Linked DNA regions of Homo sapiens: region 1 is linked to region 2. The links are chromatin loops, found by intact Hi-C in ENCODE. Cell type or tissue: ascending aorta. All regions are shown on one strand.

Region 1 (8,000 bases), 150 kb before region 2:
TCCTGCTGAGACTGTGAGCTCCTGCGGTTGGGGCTGGGAGGGTTGCTGCAATAACCAAGTCTTATTCCTCTCCAGCTTTGAGAAGAGTATATCATATAGTAGTTAAGCTCATGGGTTCTGGAGCTGACTACCTGGGTTCAAACTCTGTGCCATTTACAGGCTCTCTAATCTTGAAAATTTTTCTTAATCTCTCTGTGCTTTGGTTTGCTCCTCCGTTGAATGAATATAACAGTAGTAACTATAAAGTTGTAAGGATCAAAGGAGTTAATTTATGAAAGCAATCAGTATAGAATATGGTAGGTGTTCTACCTTTATTAATTCCATTATGGTGCCTAGTAATAGAAAGCCTTCAATAAAAGCTGACTGAATTAGTAGATAGATATTATTTAAATGTAAGATCTATCTATCTACCTATCTAACTCTAGTCAAAGACCATATCATCTCATTCCCAGGAATGAAAATGGTGAGGAGAGATGAAGTCCAGGCAGCCCAGGGCAGTGGCTCTCAGGCTTTAGTGTGCTTTAAAATCTCCTAGGAAACCCATTAAATTTTCATATTTCTGCTCCATTTCTGATTTGGTAATTTTGGAATAGATCTCAGAACCTGCATTTCTAATGAGCCCCCTGTGGATGGAGGGTTGTTGGATCACATTTTGAAAAATACTAGTCCTTGAGAGATCTCTTAGATGCCTTTCCTCATTGAGGGTCCCAGAATGACACACTGTCCCCTGCACAGGGACTGGAGAAATCCTGCTGTTCAAGATGGCATAGTGCCCTGTGAACCTCAGGGTCCTTCCATGGAAGAACATCAGGGAGGAAATGAAGTACATAAAATTCACTATGCTGAGATCAGCTACAAACACATGAGTCATAAAGTTGTGCTGGCTGGTGTGGGGATTTGAGAAACGTTTCTGTGTAATCCACTTGGGTTATTTCACAAGAATTGGCAACGCAGCAATGGTATTTAGGGTGCCTAGTGGTGCTATTCAGATTTGAACTACACCATAAGTTTCATGTAGGCTTAATTTATTATTATTAATCTGCCATAAATTGCTGATGTGACTTTTAGCAGGCCACTTTGCTTTTCTGGCCTCTTCTTTCTACGATGGGTGGGTTAAGTTTCTCTTAACCTTCCAACTTTGTTGTTCTGACTCCCATGCAGGGAATTACATACCACTGACAGAAGGCCTGAACGAGTTAATAACCCTTCATAAGAGAGAATAGTTTACTCTGTATTAACCTCAGCTTCAGTTTCCAAATGTCAATCAATAGCAACACAACTGGATTTTTTAAAGTGAAGAGAGAGTGCCAGCTCCACTGTGCATCCTTATCCAGCACTCAGCTGTAACAGGAATGAAAAAGCACACCTGAAACAAAGACCCATTCTCTTTCCTCCTGCTCTGCCTGCAGCAAACCTGTTCCATCTAGCACTTTCTCCAAATGCTGCATTTTCCTGCTCCCAGGCCCTGGGGATGGGCAACCCAGGAGGTGGGTGCTCGAGCTCCTCCTTCTAAAAAAGTCCTGCTGAGGTCATCTGTAGGAAGTAACCTGGTCACGTCCTGGGACGCAAATTGAAAGGCACTAGCAATAGTGAGTTCATGGCTGGTTTTCTGTAAAGCCAATTCCCATTCTTAACCTCTATTTCTGTTATGCCAGCAGAATGGGGTAAGAAAAGACAAACAGAAAAGAAAGTAAACTTTTTTTTTTTTTTGAGATGGAGTCTAGCTCTGTCACTAGGCTGGAATGCAGTGGCGTGATCTCAGCTCACTGCAACCTCTACCTCCCAGGTTCAAGCGATTCTCCTGCCTCAGCCTCCTGAGTAGCTGGGACTACAGGTGCGTGCCACCATGCCCAGATAATTTTTGTATTTTTAGTAGAGACGGGGTTTCCCCGTGTTGCCCAGGTTGGTCTCAATCTTTTGACCTCGTGATCTGCCCGTCTCGGCCTCCCAAAGTATTGGGATTGCAGGCGTGGGCCACCGTGCCCGACCAGTAAAACTTTATTCTTCTAGTATTACCTAACATGGAGCAACATCTCTGGTTCTGAGTTATTTTGCTGTACATTGTACAGAGGGCTCCACAACAAAAATGCCTTCTGTTTGTTGGTTTCAAGAGGATACAGGTTCAGAGAATGCACAGCATCACACGGTCCCTTTCCACTGGTTCAGGGCACATCATGTGCTACAGTGCACCTGCCCAGCATCGTGCTCACATTCTACATTCCAATGTCCACTTGGGTGGTATTTTCCAACCTTTTCACAAACAAGGGAATCCCAGCCTTTTATTATTTCTCCCTCCTCTGCCCATATCATGGGATGAAAGATTTTTCTTCCAAATTGCATTAATAAGTAATTAATGGAATTTAAAAATTAATCAGACACAGATAATGGCTAATCCATGCTTCTCATCTTCACCAGAGTACCAGTGTAATTATTTTTATCATACCAGCGAAAAGCACAGAAAATTGGCCTCTCAGTGAGTTTATTCAGTCTTATCACAGATACAGTTTGCTTTCTGATAAGCTTTTTAGAAAATTGAAGGTAGCTCAAAGAACCTCGATTATTCCTTGAACACTACATTTTGACAGGAAGCTAAGCAAGAAGAGTGTAGATTCTATTCCTTCACAAAGAAGGGGTAGATGTTTGATGCGTGGATTATCAGGCAGCAAAGGACAGAAGAATGCCTTGGCTAATGCATGGGGCTGGAAGCTGTGGAGAGAAAGGATGAGGGAGAAGGGTGGCTTCTGTGTGTAGATTCTACTTTTTTGTTTTGAGATGGAGTCTTGCTCTGTCGCCCAGGCTGGAGTGCAGTGGCGTGATCTTGGCTCACTGCAAGCTCCGCCTCCCGGGTTCACGCCATTCTCCTGCCTCAGCCTCCCGAGTAGCTGGGACTACAGGTGACCGCCACCACACCTGTCTAATTTTTTGTATTTTTAGCAGAGATTGGGTTTCACCATGTTAGCCAGGATGGTCTCGATCTCCTGACCTCAAATGATCCGCCCGCCTCGGCCTCCCAAAGTGCTGGGATTACAGGCGTGAGCCAACGTGCCTGGCCTCTACTTTTTTTTTTTTTAAACTACTGGTTGAGGAGGTGCAGACTAGTTGAGCCCTGGGTTCCCACTTGTCTTTCCTCTCTCTTACCTCCACCTCTTTTCTTTTTCATTTCCTACTGTCTCCAAGGTAATTGATGGTGGGACCAGAAAGAGGATGGAGTAAAAACCATTGGAGGGAAGAGTGAACTGGGCTATCAGATTGTATGTGAGCTGAGAAGAATACACACTCTTCATTGTCTGCGATTATTATCTAACGGTGATATGTCATCACCTTATTGCATATGTGTTATACCTCCCCAAGACCGGGCGCGTTCTTCTCTGTCTTATTCCCCTCGTGTTTCAAGACTCCATCCAGTATGGGTAGGTGCTCCTCTTCTGTGTTCAAGATATTATATTTAATTATTGGTTCATTTTTCCGACCTTCCCACTCCACTCTGCAATCCAATGAGGGCATCTCTATTCCCAGGGCCCCAGTAAAATGCTTGCATGTGATTCGTGTTCAATAAATACATTTTTAATATATTAGTGAAAATATGTGTAAATACATGTCAGATAAAGGACAGTGTTCCTTCTGGTTGTCAATGCAGTCATGGGACTAATGAAACAGAAAACAGGTACCACCCAAAGTTAAACTCCAGTGAGAGAATAAACAACACGCCAAAGTTCAGTAATGAAGAGCCAAATCAGAGCTGGAGACAGGGTGATAGTAGAAACCAAATAATGAATGGCAGATGCCAAGGGATATGGGTCCAGTTAAAGGCAACCCAGGAAGCAAGCAAGGGCAAAGGAGGTTGTGCATTCTTTAGGGGAGGGAGGCGTCTGTGGAAGGCCCTTGCCTGCCACCTTCTCCATTCTCAGCAGTGTCCCTCAGAAGAAGCACTGCTGGTGTCACAAGGGCTGGGATGCTAACCCCTAAATCTGACAACTTTGGTGAAATTGCTACTTTGATATCAGAGACCATGCCTTCCATGTCTTGGGTATTCCAACAATATTGTCCCACAGTGCCTTGTAGAGAGCGACACTTGGGCAAAGCCCTGATTCAACTAAAACACAAAGCACAGTATATTCTGATAAATATGGCTGGAATTTTTGGTTCTTTTGTACACTTATGTATCCAAAAAGTTTAGACCTCTGCTTATCACATAGTTGGTGCTCAATAAATATTTTTTGAATGAATACATGAATGCTTAAAACCTCATTGCAGGCCATTCTCCCTGTGGTCAGAATTGAGTAGTATTTCTAATTAACCCTCAACAAGGTAGCTTATGGCTCATCAGCAAAGCAAAAGTGGATACTAAATCTTAATGCATATGGATTCATCACTTGATGAAGTGCATCAGAGCCAGACTGGTGGTGTTCAGAGAGTCTCCTTCTCAGGTAGCTTCTTTGCTCATTTCTGAAGCAATCTAAGCCTGCTCCTTTTACAAGATTTGGGTAAGTTATAGCAGCAAGAGAACAGCTTCTTTTCTCAAATTGGTTTCTGTTCACGTCCTCTTACGCGAGAAGGAGGGCTCTGTGCCTAATGCTACATTTCAGAATTTAGAGTAAGATTCAGTGTCTGCAGCCATGCATTTTTGTCCTGAAATGTTGCCCTTGAAATCAATGACATGAAAACACAATATGAGTAGTGGAATAAATTTCATATGAAGTAGCATATGTGTTAAAGGCATTTACAATCCCAGAGAATGTGAGTTTACATTTCACTTGTCCTGCTACAATGCTCTATGAATTTACTCAGCTGGTTTTAATAATAATTTTTTAAGTGGTGGGAATATTTTTCTGTGTGTATATTATGGAATGAGAGACTCTTCCAACAAGAATTTAACACCAGCAGAACACATGTGTACAGATGGAAAAACATGAGTAGTTCTCTTTCATATGTTTTCCAGCCTCTCGATATGTAGAACACCACACACTGAATCAGAGCCAAAGTGCCTTTCAAATGGGCATGCACCCTTTTTGCCAGTTGCCATGGATGATAAGATTCTACTTCCTTCCTAATATCGTTCTCCTCCTTGCACCCCATCATGATCGTTTTTGGCATTTACAAGCCATCTCTTGCCAGGTTCTTGCCTATGCAAACATACTACTCCTCTTTCCCTTTTACAGAGGGGCTCTGGGACCCAGGGGCTGTCGGGGAGATGTGTCCCAGAGCACTTGGACACAAGACTACAGCTATCAACCACAAATATCTTGGAGGAAATGTTTCACCACCAAAGGAAGAGCCTCAAATGTAGAGTATATTTTTTCTCTTTCTACCATGACAGGAAGCAAGAAAGAAGAAAAAGCATTCTAAACAAAATGGTTTTGTAAATAAGAAACCAGAGGGAGGAGCTGATTTTCAGTGGGACAGAGTTCCATCTTTAACAGGTTCAGTTTGAGGGGCCTGGGAAGTCCTGGAGATAAAGGCCTGGAGCTCAGGGCAGAAATCGGGTCCATCCTGGAAAGACTAAGATTTTCAGAACCATCCACACAGAAATGGCAATTCTGGGGGAAGAAACGGGTAGGACACTAAGAGCTGAGACTGAGCTTTATGGGTCATCCACCTCTAGGAGGGTACAGGAAGAAGTATGAAAGGGGCAGAATAACTCGTAAGAGGAAGAGGAAGTACACAAGCTCATTGAATGCCATGCAAGCCACAGGAGACAGAATTTCAGGAAGCAAGGAAGTGGACCCTCAGCGATGGCAGAGGCCACAGGGGCGTCGAGAAGGTAAGGACAGGGACTTCTTTGTCTTCGTTTCTTCTCTCTTGTCCCCCAACATCATTATGTACTCCTCACTTTCTCCAGCTCCTGCCTCACTCCAATAACATTCTGATTAGAACTGCTTCTCCTGAAGGAGGCAAAAGATATGTACTATTGTTTTTGCTCTTTTATTTTTCAGAAGTATGGCCATTTTGTCACCTGTTTCTCTTCAGGACAAGGGGACAGCAGGAAACACTTGTGGCATATCCCCCATGTGCTAACCACTGAGTGGAGTAAAACGGTGATGAAAACATTTAAGCAGCAATGACTTCACAAAAGGCGGCAACAGAATCGTCAAGGCAGAGGAGTTGATCTTGGGAGCAGATGGCCTGTCCTCCCATCCCAGTCCTTCCACATGGCATGAGGGGCAGGTCAAATTCGCCTCTCCTTTCCTTCATACCCTAGAAGGAAAACCCTTCCTGGCTCAGCCAGTTGTCATGAGGTCACATAAGATCTAAAGGCTGCATGAATAGGAAGTCCTGTTAAGGGGATGCCTTGCTTTTCTGTCCTGGAAGGTTCTTACCAATCGCATATCCTCTGTGAACACTCCCCCAGGACACTGCCATCTATGGTGATTTCCCTCATCTGAAATTCTCCAGCCAACATTTAGACATTACCTATTTCACTTTATTTTATTTTATTTTGAGATGGAGTATTGCTCTGTCTCCCGGGCTCGAGTGCAATGGCACAGTCTCGGGTCACTGCAACCTCTGCCTCCTGGGTTCAAGCAATTCTCCTGCCTCAGCCTCCTGAGTAGCTTGGATTACAGGCACCCGCCGCCATGCCCAGCTAATTTTTGTATTTTTAGTAGAGACGGGGTTTCACCATGTTGGTCAGGCTGGTCTAGAACTCCTGACCTCAGGTGATCCACCCGCCTTGGCCTCCCAAAGTGCTAGGATTACAGGTGTGAACCCCACACCCAGCCTACTTATTTCACTTTATTACTTAAGTACCCACAAGCCCAAGTGAAACAATCTCCTTGAGAAGAGCAACTGTGACATACACTTGTGGGATACCCACAAAGCCTGAAGCATGTGCAATTGTTAACCTGCAATAAATGCCTCTTGTGGCACCTATGATCATTCAAATCTCTTGCCACTATTTCCCTCTGACAGTGGATCTGTTTTAAGGGACATCTTCTTGTCTTGGCCTTTGGCTAGAGTAATATTCTTGGAGCGCAGAAACCCTAAGGCATTGTTTTATAATCGCCATTCAGCATTTCCGAGCACTTTGGAAAACATGGTGCGAAGCAGCTCCTTCTTAGCATGTTACACAAGCAACGTTAAGCAAAGCAGGAAGGGGAAAACTAGAGGGAAGGATGGCCCAAACTCCTGGGGCTGACTTCTTAATCTAAGCCTTCTAATAATTACCACAAAGGAATATTTATTTTAGGAGTCTTGCATGCAACTTCATTTCTTCCTCTACTGCTTATTTTGTGACCCAGAAAATTTTACCATCCTTGCAAGAATAAAGGAGTGTCAGGTTTTCTTGCAGTAGAGATGCTATTCCTCATCAAGGGAAATGGAAACCAAATTAAACTTTGTTCTGCAATTTTAAAAACATATCTCAAATGCAAGCCAACAAAAATCTCCCTGGGTCTAGTTGCATTAATTTTTGTATGATGTGCAAAGCAAACCACTGTAGTAGCCCCTGGCTGCAAAAACCCATAGAGGTACCACAGACCTTGTCATACAGTCTAAAAAATCAGAAGACGTGGGTTTACCACCATCTTTCTCCACTTTAGCAATATTTGTCCTTAGCATAACAAGGACATGGAAAGTCAGTGTCTTAATGCATGTAGCAATACTTTCTGAAATCTCAGTTCTTTTGTTTTGTTTTGTTTTTTTTTAGATGGAGTGTCACCCTGTCATCACTCAGGATGGAGTGCAGTGGCGTGATCTCGGCTCACTGCAACCTCCACCTCCTGGGTTCAAGCTTTTCTCCTGCCTCAGCCTCCCAAGTAGCTGGAACTACAGGCACCCGCCACCATGCCTGGCTATTATTTATTTATTTATTGTATTTTTAGTACAGACGGGGTTTCACCATGTTGGTCAGGCTGGTCTTAAACTCCTGACCTCAAATGATCCACCCACCTCTGCCTCCCAAAGTGCTGGGATTACAGGCATGAGCCACAGCGCCTGGCCTTAAACCTCAGTTCTATAACTTACCTATTGTGAATGCAAAATATAGGTTGCCTCTAATTCAC
Region 2 (8,000 bases):
TTTGCGATATTCCTTCCTTTATCATATTTCTGTAGATTCTTTTTCAAGGTCCTCAGACATCAATAATCCATCAGTGCATGTACAAGCTGATGCTTGGCGTTTGGGATATTATTTGTTCTCCTAATGGGACTAGTAGAGTCTACAGAATTTAGAGTGTGCAGGAAGTATGTCTATAGAAGGTTTTTGTTCTAAATATAGGAGATTTTAAGGGCAAAACGATTTACTCAGTATACTAGACTGCCTTCTTTGAGCCATTCTGTTCTGGTCAATCATATAAAATATGTGTGGCCAACACTATTCCCTCCACATGTGTTTAATGGACATTTGTCATAGCAAAATGACCTAGCAGTTCCATTTCTTCTTCCCTTCAAATTACCAATATGACTGGACCATCAAACAACTAAATGCCAATTTTTTTTAAAGATCATGAACAGTTTTGAGTTATATGAGTGGAAAAATGTTCCTGAAGGCCGAGTTTTTTGTTGTTGTTGTTGTTGTTTTTTTCCTTATAGCAACTTTTCAACAGCTAAATTGCTTTTGGTAAATATGAGTAAAGAAAATAAGCTCCCAGTCACAGCACATGTTTACAACGAAGTTAAAGGCTCTTAAAAATAGGGTGTTTGATGGTCTACTGCCAAAATATGAACTCTAGCAGCCTGGAGTGCACCGCTAATAATAAGAGTCAGTGTTGCTATGAAAGGCCCGAGACAGAGCTCCAACTTAGCTTTAACCTTTTCTCCAAGAAGTTCCCCACAATGACAAGGAGACATAAATTTGGAGTTAGAGGTCAAGGTGAGAGGGGAGGAAGCCTGAAAATGGTAAGAGGTCACTTAAAAATAAAGCAAAAAATTGTTGGACTGGGCTCAAACCTGAACTGCAAAAGAGAATGAAAAGAGTTCAGCTGCTATCTGAGGACTGACTGCCTTTTAGAAAAGAAGAAAATGGGCGGGGCACAGTGGCTCATTCCTATAATCCCAGCACTTTGGGAGGCGGGCGGATCACGAGGTCAGGAGATCCAGACCATCCTGGCTAACACGGTGAAACCCCGTCTCTACTAAAAATACAAAATATTAGCCGGGCGTAGTGGCGGGCGCCTGTATTCCCAGCTCCTAGGGAGGCTGAGCCAGGAGAATGGCGTGAACCCGGAAGGCGGAGCTTGCAGTGAGCCGAGATCGCGCCACTGCACTCCACCCTGGGGGCCACGGAGCGAGACTCCGTCTCAAAAAAAAGAAACAAGAAAATGCCTAGATAGATAACAAAATAGATAACAAAAGTCCAACGTAAAGGAAATATGTTAGGCATGAAGAAAGTTACGTTTGCTTTCTCTTCAGATTCCTGAAACTAGAATGAACAGACACACAAAGAAAGGAAATGCCGGATGTCCTAGAGTTAGCTGTTGTGTAGAGTGGAGAATCACAGTGTGCCTAGTATTAGTGGAGTCTTCCCATCTCCACAGGCCTAGGCTTCAGGTTCTTTCGCCCTTGGAACCCCTGGAGAATCTGACGAAACTGTGGAATGCGTCCACACTGAAAATGCATATATGCCATCGCACAAAGTTGTGTATTCAATTTAGGGAACTCACAAACTCAAGAAGCTGGATCATTTATGTTCTAGCATGAAAAGAGGCTACTGGTTTAAAAAAAAAAAAAAGCACTCTCCAAGAGACCATGGAACTTATCTTATTCACCACTCCATTCCTAGTGCTGAGGGTGGGGCTTAGATACAATATCTCAAGACATACTTGCTAAAATGTTTTAAAAGGCAGCTTATAGAAAAATGTGATTCCCCAAAGAAGGTTCCAGTGATCACGTAAGTTTAGGGTATCCATTTTTTTTAAACACATCTGTACGTTTCTGTTGCTCCTTCTAGCCAAAGAGAATTTCCCTCAGAATATTCACCACAGTAATGGTATCTTTAGAATTTCCATGTAAGAGGTGCTTAGGAAGAACGATCTGGTTGCAGGTTGGCGAGGGAGTGAAGCTGAGTTTGTATTGCCCTTTACAAAATGCTGAAAAAAAAAAAAACCCATCTGCATGCTCAGAGATAAGAGGTTTTTGTGTCTTCAAGGAACTTATCTGTCTTCAAGGCACTTACAATGAATTAACTTATTTAAACCCAAACTTATTCTATAAATAGATTTGAGGCCCACTCACAGTATAATCTGGTCCTGATGCATTCCTTCATGGGAATTAACAATTCATCCGGAATCTCTATGGATTATGCTCCAGATTTGGATTCCTCAACCCTGAAGAATCTATCTCAGAAACCGGTCAGCCATGCTGCCTTCTCTGTGCCTGCAGGGCAGATGTCGACAATGAACCACCACAGCTGTCTTTCCCATCATGCGTAGGTATGGCCTTAGAATCCTCCACACAGCCCTCCAGGTGGCTACTGAAAGCTACCCTGGAATGCCAGTCAAAACATGTGTCACTCATAGGCTCTACGTGTTCAAGCACTTTCTACCTCTTAGAAAAGAGACGACTGGCAACAGTCTCAAAGAGTAATCTGTGGCCCCTAGACATTCATTCTGAATTTCATCTGCAGCTTAGATTAGCAGTTAGTTCTAATTGTCATTGGCTTTCAAATGTCTTGTTGCACTTGCCTTCAAAATTCAGGCCTGGACCATGTGTAAGTTGAGTCTGATAATACCTATGTAATTATCTGCTCCTATACGAGGTGCGAAGTCATGATTAGAAACCTTGGCCCTGGCATCATCCTGCTGTATTCAAATTCTGACTCCACCACTTGTGGTTGCATGACCTGGGCATCTTCCTTCACCTAATTTGTCAATTTCCTCACTTGCCAAATGGGAATAAGATAGTACCTATTTCATAGTATAATTGCAAAGATATGTTAACATTCAGAAAACGCTTAGAAGAGTGCCAAACATGATAAACGCTTAATACATGTTATTTTTTTTAATGTGTTGAACCAAAAGGATGCCTTGAAGATCAGTATTTCACATTTGGTGTACAATACATTCAGCCACAGAAATATAAAGAACTGCTGTCCCTTAAAAATTCATGCTTGCCACAGGGTAGTTCAACACACATTTATGGAATGCTTGTGTAATAGATGTCTGACACTATTGTAGGCCATGGAAATACAAAAATAAATAAGAAGGCACATCTTCACCTTGAAGCAAAATCCCACCGATTATGAGTCCCCACATTTTCTCCAGGTAATGAGAAAACATTCATCGGCTTAAAAAACCTATTCCCTACTTGAATCTGAATGGATTCAAAATCACTTCTCAGCAAAGAGCTTCAGGTCTCTCCCTAAAGTTCCATCTAATATATTCATTCTGAAATAAGCAATGGTAAGGAGAAAAAGTTAAGAGACCAATCTTGGTGGCAGAGAAGAGTCTACTTCTTTAATTCAAGATCAAGTTTCTCTTCATAATGACCTTGTAGCCCTCGCTCCTCAGACTTGCTGGCTGACTGGACCCACAAGAAATACAGGTACCAAATTGTGGGCTTTCATACATTAAAAGGTTTTCTCATCTTGCCTTGTATTCTTACAAATTATTGGATTTAAATAAGAAAAAACAAGACTCTTGTTTCAGCCTCTCTTATTCTAGACTTGGTGTGCCCTGGGTGTCTGACATCCTCATTCCATTCATGATTGCCATTCTTTCTAGGGGAGTCATTGCTTCAAATTATGTGTGGGTGTATGTCTGGGAGCTGAAGACATTCAACGTCCCCATCTAGTTGCAAATTTAGTTATACATTTGGGGTTTAGCTATTCAACTTTGCCAGCTTTGTGCCTCCTGCATAGGTCCAGGAGCCCCAGGGGTAGACTGATGCTTACTAGTGGAGTTAGCACAGACAAGTTTGAGCCTCTCATACCTGTCTCTTAAACGAGGGTAGTAATACTCCAGAGAAGAAACTGAAATGATGTTTAAACTGAAATAATGAAATAACACACTCCATAAACTGCAAATTTGCTATTCAAAAGTAAGATATTATTACCATTTCTCAACTTCTCCAAGTCTGTTTCACATTTGTAAACTACAGATAGCTCCATCTTTTTCAGTGATAGCATAAGGTTTCTGTGAGGACTCTGTAGGTCATGTACATATATTATTATTATGACCATTACAAATGCGAGTTATCTTCCTTAGATTTATGCCTGTACCTCCTTGGGACACTGATCATTTTTTTTTTTCTGTTTCTATAAAGAGGAACAATATTCTCCTTCACAAACCGTACCTTTCAGCAGTTTCTCTTTAACTCTCAAAACTTGATGATTTCTAACAAAATGATCACAATAGCTCCAAGGCACAGAAGATGCTGACAAGACCACCTTCTTCCCTGGAAATGTCGGAATCAACATTTCACACAGACTGGCCAAAGTAGCACACAGCCTGGGCCAAAAAGACCACTGTGCAGGCAGATGTCCAGGCTTGGAGCAGCCACGGGCACAGAAACCCCTCTTCTAGCTCTGTGGGTAGAAATTTGTTTATGGTTATCACCTTCCACAGAGTTTCCCAGATTTGCTTTCTTTTAATTAACCCAAATCAATCTCCAATTAGCCATATGAAGTAAGGAACAAAGAGCTGTGCATTGTATCACCGTTAAATTTCTCTTGTTCCTTTGTTTGTTTACTCTCTGTCTACCCCGCCCCCCCCCCATTAAAATGTAAACTCCATTAAACAAGAACTCTGTCCTTGTGTGGTTCAAGGACCCAACACAAGACCCAACATGTAGTAGGCACTCAACATCTGTAACCCTATTCCATCATCTTTTTCCTTGCACCAACATTTTCCTCTTATGGCAGACTGGGCTTTAGAATTTAAACCTGGGAAGAATTTTAAGAGATTATCTAGTCCATGTACTTTTCAAATGGTTGTAGCACTGGAACTCTATTTTTAATCACACTAAAGCGTGTGTGTGTGTGTGTGTGTGTGTGTGTGCATGTATGTGTGTGTGTGTGTTTTAAATGCATAAACAAGAGGTTAAGACCTTGGAGTCCAATTGCATGCCCTTCCTTCTTTCTTTTATATCCCTTTGCTGAAAGTCTTAAAAACTATCTCGAGTTTAGGCTGGGTGCGGTGGCTCATGCCTGTAATCCCAGCACTTTGGGGGGCCGAGGCGGGTGGATCACGAGGTCAGGAGTTCGAGACCAGCCTGGCAAACATGGTGAAACCCCGTCTCTACTGAAAAAATACAAAAAATTAGCCAGGTATGGTGTGATGGGCCCCTGTAATCCCAGCTACTCGGGAGGCTGAGGCAGTGAGCCGAGATCGCACAATTGCACTCCAGCCGGGCAACAAGAGCAAAAGTCTGTCAAAGTAAATAAATAAATAAATAAATAACAAAACAAAAAAAAAACTATCTTGAGTTTAAAAGCCATTCATCTGGTCATTGACTTAACAAATATTTATTGTGAATACAAAATGTGCCAGGAACCACTAGGGCTTGGAATACTTATGGTGAATAAAACTGCCCAGGTTCTTGGTCTCATAGAGCTTACATTGAACGGAATATAGGAAACAACGTGAAATGCACAAATAAACAAAGAATCAAAATAATTCAGATAGTGATAAAAATTATGAAGAAAACAAAACCTCTGTAATGGGATAACATGATGGGAGATTTCGCGAGAGAAGGAGATCAGTCATGTGTGTCTGCTCTAGTTAGGGTAGACAGGCAGGTCTCTCCAGGAGGTGATATTTGAGCTGAATCCTGTACGACAAGAATAATGCAGCCAAGCAAAATGCTAGGGAATCCAACCCGTGTGGGTTGCTGATGGGGAAATAAAGAAGCAAAGGAGGGATGACTGGCCCCGAGGTCATCCTGTTAGTTAAAGCCTGGACCCGAATGGGGGTCTCCTGTCACTCCAGACTTATCATTGTAATATAATGGAGTTTTTCCTTAGTTTCTGTAATTGGCAGGTTCTTGTCTTCTGGAGAAACTTCCTTCAAAACTGATCTTCTTTCCCATACACTTTTATTTTATTTATTTATTTTTTGAGACAGAGTCTTGCTCTGTTACCCAGGCTGGAGTGCAGTGGCACAATCTCGGCTCACGGCAACCTCTGCCTCATGGACTCAAGTGAGTCCCCTGCCTCAACAGATTACAGGTACCTGCCACTGTGTCCAGCACATTTATTTTTTATTTTTTAGTAGAGACGGGGTTTCACCATGTTGGCCAGGCTGGTCTTAGAACTCCTGACCTCAAGTGATCTGCCTGCTTCAGCCTCCCAAAGTGTTTGGATTACAGGCATGAGCAACTGCGCCCGGCCCTTTCCCATACTCTTCAATGTATTTCTTTGATTCTTATTTATCTAACAAGGCACTCATGTAACCAACTTCCGTTCATATATATTAAAAATAATCAGGCCAGACACGATGCCTCACACCTGTAATCCCAGCACTTTGGGAAGCCAAGGCAGGCGGATCACCTGAGGTCAGGAGTTCGAGACCAGCCTGGCCAACGAGGTGAAACCCCATCTCTACTAAAAATCCAAAAATTAGCCAGGCGTGGTGGCGCACACCTGTGGTCCCAGCTACTCGGGAGGCTAAGGCAGGAGAATCACTTCAACCCGGGGGGTGGAGGTTACAGTGAGCCAAGATTGTGCCACTGCACTCCAACCTAGGTGACAGAGTGATATTCCATCCCCCCAAAATAATAACAATCAAAAACAAAGCGCATATGTGTGTGTGCATGTGTGTATATATGTGTGATGGGAGCTTAAGGTATATTTCCTAAGCAAAGGTAAGACCCCATCTATTGGGAAAGAAAGGCAACTTGACTTCCTTTATTTTAATATTTTTAAAAAGAAAAGCCATGTTGCATAACACCAAGATATTTTCACCTAAAATTCCAGCAAATCTTAACAGAAGAAATTCTAAGGTGCTTAGAGGTAACTGAAAAAAATGTCACTATCTTTATGGCTCCAACCTAACAATGAAGCTGAGTGTGTCTACTCTCAGCTTGAATGAAATAAAATGGCAACCACAACCAAATGACCTTGCTCACTTTATGCTAGTTACATCTTGCTCTGTTGTTGAAAAAAAAAATGCTCGGGCTGGCCCAGAGCCTAAGATGTGATCCACAGACACCCCACGCCACCCCCCAAGATCGTACGAGTCATAAAGAAGTGACTGGAAGAGCTGTGCTCTAACTGAATCAAGAGATAGGGAGGGAGAGAGGGGACTGTGTTACCGTAAAAATTCTTTAGATTTAATATCGTTTGGGAAAATTTTTCTTTGTTGGTTTGCTCCTAGAAGCAGATCCCATGCATTTCTTTTTTCCAGTTCTATTAAATCCCTAAACAGAGCTGAGTTTTAAGGGCTTAGGGCTGCCCTTGGGAAATAGGTGATTATACTCTCTGCTTAGGGTTTTAGCGATAAGAAAAAAAGAGGCAGTGGATTGAATTCCCCTCCCCCAGGGCAATTTCTTGACTCTCTTTTATAGTTCCCCGTTAAAGCAGACACATATTTAAAAAATGAAGTGGTGACACATATAAAATCCCATCCATCAATCTGCACTTTTCAATTGTTATGTATATATGAGAAATAGATAGACAAACAGATGGAGAGACGGATGTACACAGCTGAAAGACTAGTTAGTTCTTTAGTAAGAGGCTCTACAGAATATTTTCCTTTTTGTTTTTTTTAATGTTTCATGTAATTATTTCACAAGGGGTAATCGCTTGGGAATCTTTACCCTACAGAAATATTACAAGTGTAATTGAGAGGATCTGGGGAAAAAAAATCAGTACTCTCTCTAAAAATAAATTTAATGAATCAAACTCTACTCCTATAAATGTGTTTCTCAAACTGGAACTCTAAGTCCCTCAGAATATGGCCAGAGATGGAGTGATTTGTTCATTACTTCTAGGAAGGGTATTCAACAATTAATATGGCTTGGACCTCCCCCTTCCGCCATGGCTGGACCTTGTCCCCCACATAACTTCAGACCCTCCTTACTGCTACAAAACATTGCCAATTTTGTCACTGCTCCTTTCAATTCTTCCTCAATAAACATATGTAA

What was found. Peaks named below come from ENCODE experiments on the same cell type or tissue, not always from the same donor. Only the 100,000 strongest peaks of a DNase experiment are listed, where the experiment ranks them.
Region 1: a loop joins it to region 2, with 2.0 times the contacts of the local background. A loop is called at or near these places in 2 of 110 quality-filtered maps.

The regions. Positions count from the first base shown.
Region 1 is chr11:96,167,964-96,175,963 of GRCh38, forward strand. All of the region lies in intron 1 of MAML2 (mastermind like transcriptional coactivator 2), which reads right to left. Among named protein-coding and RNA genes, the nearest start is that of MIR1260B, 170 kb to the right of the region's middle. In ascending aorta, no CTCF peak of the experiment used is centred here; a DNase peak (open chromatin) is centred at 878; H3K4me3 peaks cover 675 bases; H3K27ac peaks cover 2,156 bases.
Region 2 is chr11:96,321,473-96,329,472 of GRCh38, forward strand. The region is part of intron 1 of MAML2 (mastermind like transcriptional coactivator 2); the gene reads right to left. Among named protein-coding and RNA genes, the nearest start is that of MIR1260B, 16 kb to the right of the region's middle. RefSeq lists an enhancer at 3,084-4,283. In ascending aorta, no CTCF peak of the experiment used is centred here; a DNase peak (open chromatin) is centred at 3,633; H3K4me3 peaks cover 748 bases; H3K27ac peaks cover 4,263 bases.